Regions from separate parts of the Homo sapiens genome. Here region 2 is linked to region 1. Evidence: read pairs that join two places in POLR2A ChIA-PET (ENCODE). Cell type or tissue: IMR-90. All regions are shown on one strand.

Evidence for each region. ChIA-PET counts read pairs that join two places held together with the same protein. Peaks named below come from ENCODE experiments on the same cell type or tissue, not always from the same donor. Only the 100,000 strongest peaks of a DNase experiment are listed, where the experiment ranks them.
Region 2: POLR2A ChIA-PET joins it to region 1 with 5 read pairs; 1 of 35 experiments calls an interaction of 5 or more read pairs at or near these places.

The regions. Positions count from the first base shown.
Region 1 is chr1:39,986,271-39,991,270 of GRCh38, forward strand. No RefSeq gene overlaps it. Among named protein-coding and RNA genes, the nearest start is that of MFSD2A, 34 kb to the left of the region's middle. In IMR-90, no CTCF peak of the experiment used is centred here; a DNase peak (open chromatin) is centred at 2,541.
Region 2 is chr1:39,429,500-39,434,499 of GRCh38, forward strand. It overlaps MACF1 (microtubule actin crosslinking factor 1), which reads left to right. Exons shown (of 101, transcript NM_001394062.1): 65 at 328-569; 66 at 1,203-1,409; 67 at 3,036-3,155; 68 at 3,549-3,656; 69 at 4,915-5,000. Among named protein-coding and RNA genes, the nearest start is that of BMP8A, 60 kb to the right of the region's middle. In IMR-90, no CTCF peak of the experiment used is centred here; a DNase peak (open chromatin) is centred at 2,632; H3K27ac peaks cover 624 bases.

The DNA of each region.
Region 1 (5,000 bases):
TCCTTCCACAATTATTTATTTATTTATTTATTTATTTATTTATTTATTTATTTATTTTTTCGAGACAGAGTCTTGCTTTGTGGCCCAGGCTGGAGTGCAGTGGTGCAATCTCAGCTCACTGCAAACTCCGCCTTCTGGGTTCAAGCGATTCTCCTGCCTCAGCCTCCCAAGTAGCTAAGATTACAGGCGTGCACCACCACGCCTGGCTAATTTTTGTATTTTTAGTAGATACAGGGTTTCACCATGTTGGCCAGGCTGGTCTTGAACTCCTGACTTCGTGATCCACCTGCCTCGGCCTCCCAAAGTGCTGAGATTACAGGTGTGAGCCATCGTGCCAGGCCAATTATTTTATCTCTCTCAAATCTTCCATCTTTCCCTCTCTACTGATGCACTCTTGGGAACATATATGCTATGATATTTCCTGTCTTAAAAACCAAACCAATCTACACCCTTCCCTTGACAGCACACTCTTTTCCAGATACCACCCCATTTCTATAATCCACTTTAAGAGCAAAATATCCCAAAAGGTTGACTCTATCCTGTCCCCATTTCTTTCTTTCTTTCCTTCTTTCTCTCTCTCTCTTTCTCTTTCTTTCTTGACAGGGTTTGGCTCTGTCACCCAGGCTGGAGTGCAATTGCATGATGTGGGCTTACTGCAACCTCTGCCTCCCAGTCTCAAGTGATCCTCCTGCCTCAGCCTCCCAAGTACCTGGGACTACAGGCGTGCGCCACCATGCCTGGCTAATTTTTGTATTTCTGGTAGAGACAGGGTTTTGCCATATTGCCCAGGCTGGTCTCAAACTCCTGGACTCAAGAAATCCTCCCACCTTGGCCTCCCAAAGTTCTGGGATTACAGGCATGAGCCACTGTGCCCGGCCCTGTCTCCACTTTTTCTACTCCATTCTCCCTTCAGCCCATTCCAATCCACTTACCCTAACCACACGGAGTGCTGTAAAAGGGAGCAGAGAAATGGGGCAGTATCCATAGAGGTTGTATCTGAGAGATTGAACTCAAACACAATGAGGTTTGGCCCCCACCATTACATTAAAACTGCTCTGTCGGCTGGGTGTGGTGGCTCACACCTGTAATCCCAGCAATTTGGGAGGCCAAGGCGGGTGGATTGCTTGAGGTCAGGAGTTCCAGACAAGCCTGGCCAACATGGCGAAACCCCATCTCTACTAAAAATACAAAAAATTAGCTGGGTGTGGTGGCACGTGCCTGTAATCCCAGTTACTCAGGAGGCTGAGGCAGGAAAATCGTTTGAACCTGGGAGGCAGAGGTTGCAGTGAGCCGAGATTGCATCACTGCACTTCAGCCTGGGTGACAGAGTGTGATTCTGTCTCAAAGAAAAAAGACATGGACCGTTTTCTTGCATATCCACAAGGCCATGATTATACCTAATAGAATGTGAAATTGTTTTTTGGTGTTATTTAATACACAGTCTATAGTTATACTTTCCCTAATTCTCAGGTATGTCTTATTACAGTGGGTTTATTCAAATTTGGATCCAAAAAAGGTCTACATATCGCATTTTGTTGTGCCCTTAAAATCTTTTTAATCGCCAGCAGTTCTCCTCCCCACCCTTTGTTTTTTATGCCATTGACTTATTGCAGAGACCAGCTCAATTGTCCTGTAGAATGTTCCACATTCTGGACTTACTCTCTTTTTATAACGAAGCTTTTGTAACTTGGCCCTTTCCTGTCCTGAAATGAAATTCAGAGATAATGTAACTACTGTGTTTGTTAGAGCCTGGCAGGAAACAGATGGAATACTTAAGCCAAGTCCAATTGAGGCCAGTTTAATGAAGGGATTATTGCCAAAGATGTGGGCAAAGTAAAGAGAACCAACAAGGAACTGTGGAGCACTGGAGAGAGTATCTGCCACCCTTAGGCCTGAGGGGCCAACATGAGGGAATGGTATCTCGCCTTGGCTGAACCCAGCGGGAAGCCACTGGGCAAGAAAGCTGGCTGATGCCATCTGTAACAGTCAGTCTTCTGGGGCAGGAAGCAAGGTATGGAAGAGCAGAGTGGATCTGGAGGGGCAAATGGAGAATACCCCCTCACAATTATCTGCATACATAATTTCCTTTTTTTTTTTTTTTGGAACAGAGTTTTGCTCTGTTGCCCAGGCTGGAGTGCAATGGTGCGATCTTGGCTCATTTCAACCTCTGCCTCCAGGGTTCAAGTGATTCTCCTGCCTCAGCCTCCCGAGTAGCTGGGATTACAGACACACGCCATGATGCCTGGCTAATTTTTGTATTTTTAGTAGAGAAGAGGTTTCACCATGTTGGCCTAGCTGGTCTTGAACTCCAGACCTCAGGTGATCCACCTGCCTCAGCCTCCCAAAGTGCTAGGATTACAGACATGAGCCACCACACCCGGTCTACATACATAATTTCAAACAAATGAATTTAATTTCCTAAACGTAATACAAAGAAAAATAAGAGGAAATGAATGCATACAAATATTATATGCTTGAACATGTAAAAATTACACACAACTTTATCAGAAGCCCAGTGTAAACATCAGATGCTTGTGGTCATTCCTAGAATCAGTGGGCCTGTCAAAGTTGCTACCGGCAGACCAATCCGGGAGAACTGGACTGGCAGCTCCAGCAAGCAGTGTGTTGTTGATTTTCTGAACAAAACAAAGCACACTCTTTCATCAATTACATGGAAGTGGTGTTCCTGGGAAACCCAGTGTATATGAAAACCATACAGAAAATACTTTGGTTCATGTGGAAAACAGAGTTAGATTCTAGGATGAGATAAATAATAAACATCTTTTTCACCAAATGAATGTCTGACAGGACAATTGAGAGTCTTATGGGATGTGAGTCAACTTCTGTAGTGCAGGGTTGTTCTGTGTATTGCAGGATGTTTAGCAGCCCTGGCCCCACCCACTGAACCCCCCTGTAGAGCTCCTTACCCTAATCATCATGACATCCTCCCCCATCAATGTTGTGCCACGTTTCCAGAATTTTCTCTAATGAGTAGGTCATACCAGTGGAGAATCATTGGTCTAGGTGATCTCCTCTGGTCCTGCGGATTTATTAATACATTCACTGTCTTCAAAACTATTTATTCAGGCTTATCCTCTCTGCTGAATATGCACATTTATACGTGATGTTTCGATTTACACCATTAACTGGCATCTCAATATTTATTTATTTATTTTTATTTTGTGTATTTATTTATGTTTTGAGATGGAGTCTTGCTCTGTCGCCCAGGCTGGAGTACAGTGGTGTGATCTCGGCTCACTGCAACCTCTGCCTCCCAGGTTCAATCAAGTGACTCTCCTGCCTCAGCCTCCCGAGTAGCTGGGATTACAGGCATGCGCCATCACGCCTGGCTAATTTTTGTATTTTTAGTAGAGACAGGATTTCACCATGTTGGTCAGGCTGGTCTCGAACTCCTGACCTCATGATCCGCCCGCCTTGGCCTCCCAAAGTGCTGGGATTACAGACGTGAGCCACCGCACCCAGCCTCAAAATTTACATGTCAAAACCAAAACCTTGAATCTATTCCCCAACAGATACACCCCCATCCTTCTCTTCTCCCAGATTTATTTTAGCTTAGTATGTGGCAATTTAATTCTTCTACTTTGTTCAGGCCAACAATATTAGACTAATTCCTGAGACCTCTCTTTTTCTCATGCCCCATATCTGATCTATCAGTCAATTTAGTTGGCTCTACTTTCAAAATGCGTTCCAATTTGACCACTTTTTATAATCACTGCCATCATTATCACTACCACCCTGGTCCCAGCTATTGTCATCTCTCCCCAAATGGTTACAACAGCCTCCAAAATGGTCTCTATGCTTCGACTCTGGTCTCTACTTTCTATTTGCAACATGCCAGCCAGTGTGACTTTTTTTTTTTTTTTAAAAAGACTGGATCTCGGCCAGGCAGGGTGGCTCACGCCTGTAATCCCAGCACTTTGGGAGGCTGAGCAGGGGTGGATCACGTGAGGTAAGGAGTTCGAGAACAGCCTGGCCAACATGGTGAAACCCCATCTCTACTAAAAATACAAAAAATTAGTCAGGTGTGGTGGCAAGCGCCTGTAATCTCAGCTACTTGAGGGGCTGAGGCAAGGAGAATTGCTTGAACCTGGGAGGCAGAGGTTGCAGTGAGCCCAAGATCACGCCACTGCACTCCAGCCTGGGTGACAGAGCGAGACTCTGTCTCAAAAACAAACAAAAATACCACAGACTGGGTGGTTTAAACAACAGAAATTTATTTCCTCACAGTTCTGGAAACTGGAGGTCTAGGATCCAGGTGTCAGCAGGTTTGGTTTGCTCCCGAGGCCTCTCCTCTTGGTCTCAACTTCCTCACCTCAAGTGATCCGCCCTCTTTGGCCTCCCAAAGTGCTGTGACTACAGGTGTGAGTCACTGCACCAAGCCCAAATTTCCTCTCATAAGGACACCAGTTAGATTGGGTTAGGGCCCATCATAATGGGCTCATTTTAACGTAATTACCTCTTTAAACATCCTGTCTCCAAATATAGTCTTAATCTGAGGAACTGGGGAACTGGGGGTTAGGATTTCAACATAGAAATTTTGAGGGAATGCAGTTCAGCCATAACCACCTTTATTTATATAAGGAATAGGTGTTCACGGGTCAAACCAAGGGAAGGGCTGCTTATTCTCACGGCCCAATAACGAGATGCAGATGAATTGGGAAAGGAGGGAGTTTATTTCTGTAACTGGGTACAGGGAGAAGGCCTGGAAAATATCAACAGACGAACTCAAAATTACAGAGTTTCCAGAGCTTATGCACCTTCTAAGCTATATGTCTACGTGTAAGTGTGCATTCATCTAAAGACGTGAGTGATTAACTTCTCCTGTAACTGAGATCTGAGTCCTGAAGACCTTCCTCTGGAGCCTCAGTAAATTTATTTAATCTAAATGGCTCCCGGTGCTGGGGTGATTACCCTTATCTTGTCTCCTGCTAAATCATGGAGGTTTGGGGAGTTCCTTCAGACTCTCAGTAAACTTATTC
Region 2 (5,000 bases), 560 kb before region 1:
AAACTAAGTTATCTCACATCTGGTTATAGATGATGATTTCTCCTCTCCTTCAGTATCTTGAATGCCAACATGCACTGAAAGGTGCTGGAAACATCTAGAAACACTTGACGCTGAACTCAGATTTTAATAATTCAGAAGTGGCTTCTTTTATCCAGTGGAAAGTTTATTTTATTTCCCATTTGCCCTTAGTATGGGATAGGTGAAATCATTACCACAGAGAGAGAGAGAGCGTCTATGAAATTAAAGCTCTGATTTGAAGAAAGGGGATCAGAGACTCCTCATTCCTAGGTCTCTTAAATATGAGTAATTGTGTGCTATCTTCCATAGGTGAGGAGGTGTTACTTATCCAGGAAAAACTAGATGGTATAAAGACTCGTTACGCAGACATCACAGTTACTAGCTCCAAGGCCCTCAGAACTTTAGAGCAAGCCCGGCAGCTGGCCACCAAGTTCCAGTCTACTTATGAGGAACTGACCGGGTGGCTGAGGGAGGTGGAGGAGGAGCTGGCAACCAGTGGAGGACAGTCTCCCACAGGGGAACAGATACCCCAGTTTCAGCAGAGACAGAAGGTGAGCTGTTACTTTACCATAAAAAGAAAAAAAGGCTTCCTCTTTGTCAGAATCCTTAAGTTTTATCAACCTTTACCTTAAATATAAACTAAAAATATGTGCCCCCTTTCTTGTTTACTCATGGACAGTAAGATTTGACATAAAGACATATACGTTACACATATGTTATGAAGAAGAAAGAAGTTGAATCAAGTTTACTTTGTAACATTTTAACCTCTATTATTTATTCTCTAAAGAGTGCTTCATGGTTTTATTTGATTTCTCTGCAGGATCTAGTATAGTTCTAGATGCATAGAAATATTGTATAGGTACTTGTTAGGTTAAATACTGAGCCTTTGGTTAAAGCATTATTTATCATTTCTGTTGAAGTAAGGAGATGAAAGAAGTATTAGTTGTTTTACCCAGAGACAATGTGGCTCAAAAAGTCTTACAGGCAGTTCTAAGCAAGCAACAATGAAGTCTAAAGTCAGGCTTCAGAATGATTGAAAAATCTGAGATGAGAAAAAAATAACTGAAGGAAGGAGGTCAGAGTCCTGCTGGGATGTGTGGTAGAGATAGCAATTTCCACCCAGCACAGTTGCTGATGTGCTTTATTTAGCAAGGTATGGCCTGAAAACTCTTTTCCCTCCTTAGGAATTAAAGAAGGAGGTCATGGAGCACAGGCTGGTGTTGGACACAGTGAATGAGGTGAGCCGTGCTCTCTTAGAGCTGGTGCCCTGGAGAGCCAGAGAAGGGCTGGATAAACTTGTGTCCGATGCTAACGAGCAGTACAAACTAGTCAGTGACACTATTGGACAAAGGGTGGATGAAATTGATGCTGCTATTCAGAGATCACAACAGGTAATGCTTATAATACCTCTGCATTAATATTTTAGACAGTATTGATGTGTGAGATACAGTACTATGACCCACATAAATACAGACTCAGAAATAAGAATGGGCTCAAGCTAAATCTGGTGGAATAAATATGTTTCATTGATGGGAAATGATTGGGTAGAAGTTTGTGAGGATGGATCCAGAATTTGACCAAAATACTTGACCCCTTTGAGTAGAGAAGTACTTGGAGAAGAGTCTACATGAGGCCTTTTCTTAGCTAATGCCCTGCTAAGAAGGCTGATGGTGATGGGAGTAGATAATATCTAGATTCAAAAGGTCCAAATGCACCACAATCTTAGTTTGACATAATTAACTCTCTTAGCATTAGATGGAAGAGGGGGAAGGAATTACTATCAAATATGCAAACCAAAATAGCAGAGCTATCTAAAATAGAACCTTCTCAGTAAACACAGGTGTCATATTTCCCTTGATCTTTTTTCCTTCCTACTTTCTGGAAAAAAATCATTTGTTCTTTTGTGTAGCTGGATACACACCTCTTAATGTGCCGTAGTACAAAAAATAAGTTAATATAACTCCTTAGGATCATAGTGATGAACATATGCTTTTTGAATCACACAGAAATTTGCTCTGAGTCCAGGTATATCCCCAGTGTGTCTTTAGAGTTATCCCTTATCTTGGCCAGATATTTCAATATGAAATGTATTGTGCTTGGGAGAAGCGTATTTTTAAATGTAAGTGTATATTGGCCAAGTTGAAGAGGAAGAGATAAAAGACTGGAGAGGTCAGGCATAGGAGACTGGGCTCACACCTGTAGTCCCAGCACTTTGGGAGGCTAAGGCAGGAGAATCCCTTGAGGCCAAGAGTTCAAGACCAGCCTGGGCAACATAACAAGACACATCTCTACAGAAATATTTAAAAATTAGCCGATCATGGTGGCAATTGCCTGTGTAGTCCTAGCTATTAGAGAGGCTGAGGTGAAAGGATCACTCGCGCCTAGGAGTTAGAGCCTGCAGTGAGCTATGATTGTGCTACTGCACTCCAGCCTGGGCAACAGAATCAGACCCTGTCTCTGAGGGGGCAGGGAAGGATGGAGGATTGGGGAGCCCTCATGAAACTAACAGTCACGTAGAACATGTTCTTGGTTTTCGTTATTACATAACCATTTAAAAATGTGTTGTTCTTTTGGGGTCTTATGCTGCTTCAGCTAAGCGGGCACTTCCGAGTTAACTTGACTCATCCGTCTACTGCCATATTAGGTTTATATTTAAACATCTGACTAAACCTACTACTGTTCCATGTCTGGGTAGGAAAGAGCAATGGCAGGAAGAGTGTAGTCTCATAAAAACACTGATTAGAGGCATCTTTCTTTTGAAGGGGATTGATATCTGTTATTTCTAGCTGTAGAAACTGAGTTCTGTAACTTACTTTAAAGAAATTGAAATGTGGTCAGTTTTAACTTGTTTGCATCTTGATTTGTGATTTTATGAAATTCTTCCCAGTTTTGACTCTACTTTGTGAGATATAAACTGTATTACTGAAAATCCAGGCCTTGCTTTGTTGAATAAATTGCAGTTATGTGGAGACTTGGCTGTATATAATTTGTTTATTTTTCTTTAATACGTCTATTAGTATGAGCAAGCTGCCGATGCAGAACTAGCTTGGGTTGCTGAAACAAAACGGAAACTGATGGCTCTGGGTCCAATTCGCCTGGAACAGGACCAGACCACAGCTCAGCTTCAGGTACAGAAGGTACGTGCCCACTCTTTCCTGAGCTAATAGAATCATCAGTAACTTAGAGTGACTAGGAGAGTTTCTGACTATCCCATGTCAAGTGGAATAATTTAGTGGCATGATGGTAAATAGAAATTAATTTTCTATGTATTTGGTTGAGATGAGGAAGAATTTTTTTTTTTGCTTTGTGAGAAAGGAAAAATAGGCCCATTAATCCATAATTAGCAATTTCCTTGATAGAAATTTTTGTAAGCTACTAAAAAGATAAGCTAGAGAAGATGTTGGATAGGCAAAGTGTCAAACTGTATAAGAACAATTTTTGATGTGGCTTTTTCATAGATTTTGTCTTAACCTTTAGTAATAACAGGAAAAGGGTCTTTTTACTTCTTAACTACAGTTTACTTTTCAAAGGCTTTCTCCATTGACATTATTCGACACAAAGATTCAATGGATGAACTCTTCAGTCACCGTAGTGAAATCTTTGGCACATGTGGGGAGGAGCAAAAAACTGTATTACAGGTGAATTACATTTATTTATTTGCCATATTGTTCCTGTTTTTATCATGGTGAATTAGAAGCACAATTGTGAAATGATGGTTTAAGGCTTTTTCCCTCCTGGACTTTTCTTATGATTGTTATTAAAGTCCAGCTTGATGTTCTGGGGAATTCAGAATCTTAACCCTGTGTCCACAAATGTTTAAAACAGCCATCCTATATAATGTGAAATATATTGCAAATCCATCTTCTTTATAACAGGGGAATTGCTACTTATCCTCACTCCACAGGGAGCAAGCTTTGAGTTACTTTTCAAGGTATTTATGGTAGATTTTTTTCAGAACCATATGCAGATATTAATTCCTTCATTATATCCTTCTAAAAGGTCGTACCTAGTTTTAAAAGGATTGGTCAAGATGGTTTGTAGACAAGTTTTTTCATTTCGTTTTGTTTTGTTTCATAAAGGATATGTTTAAGCACAGTTTCCTCAGAAATATTCATAAACTGACTGAGCTACTCATCCTAAACATTTGAAGCATAAATGGCAGGTTTCTGGAGACTTTTTTTTAATCAGAAGAAAAATGACAGGCAAAACTTGATAGGCAAAGATTCCATCGTAGCCCCTTAGATGTTCAGTTTTAAACTGATCCATTATAATGGTATATTGGCCAGGCACGGTGGCTCACGCCTGTAATCCCAGCACATTGGGAGGCCAAGGTGGGCAGATTACCTGAGGTCAGGAGTTCGAGACCAGCCTGGCCAACATGGAGAAACCCTGTCTCTACTAAAAATACAAAAATTAGCTGGATGTGGCAGTGGGAACCTGTAATCCCAGCTACTTGGGAAGCTGAGGCAGGAGAATCCCTTGAACCCAGGAGGCGGAGGTTACAGTGAGCTGAGATCGCGCCAGTGCACTCCAGCCTAGGTGACAGAGTGAGACTCTGTCTCAAAAACATATATAATAATAATAATGCTATATCTAAGGTTGTGTATCATTACTGAAAGGTTAATTTTGCTGTGTTTTTCTTATACTATTTTACTGCTTTTTAAACTTTTATCTTTTAAAAATTATAGAAATAAAATATATGTATGATAGGAAAATTAGAAAATTTCAGATAAGTATGAAGAAGAAAATAAAAATCACTTGTAATCTTTACTGATATTTTAAAATAATTTAGTTATGTATTCTTTTAGACTTTTTAATGTATATATACCTACTTTTTTTCTTAAGAGTTTATAATAGTAATACTTATCCTTTTTTTTTTTTTTTTTGCTCACATAGGAAAAGACAGAGTCTCTAATACAGCAATATGAAGCCATTAGCCTACTCAATTCAGAGCGTTATGCCCGCCTAGAGCGGGCCCAGGT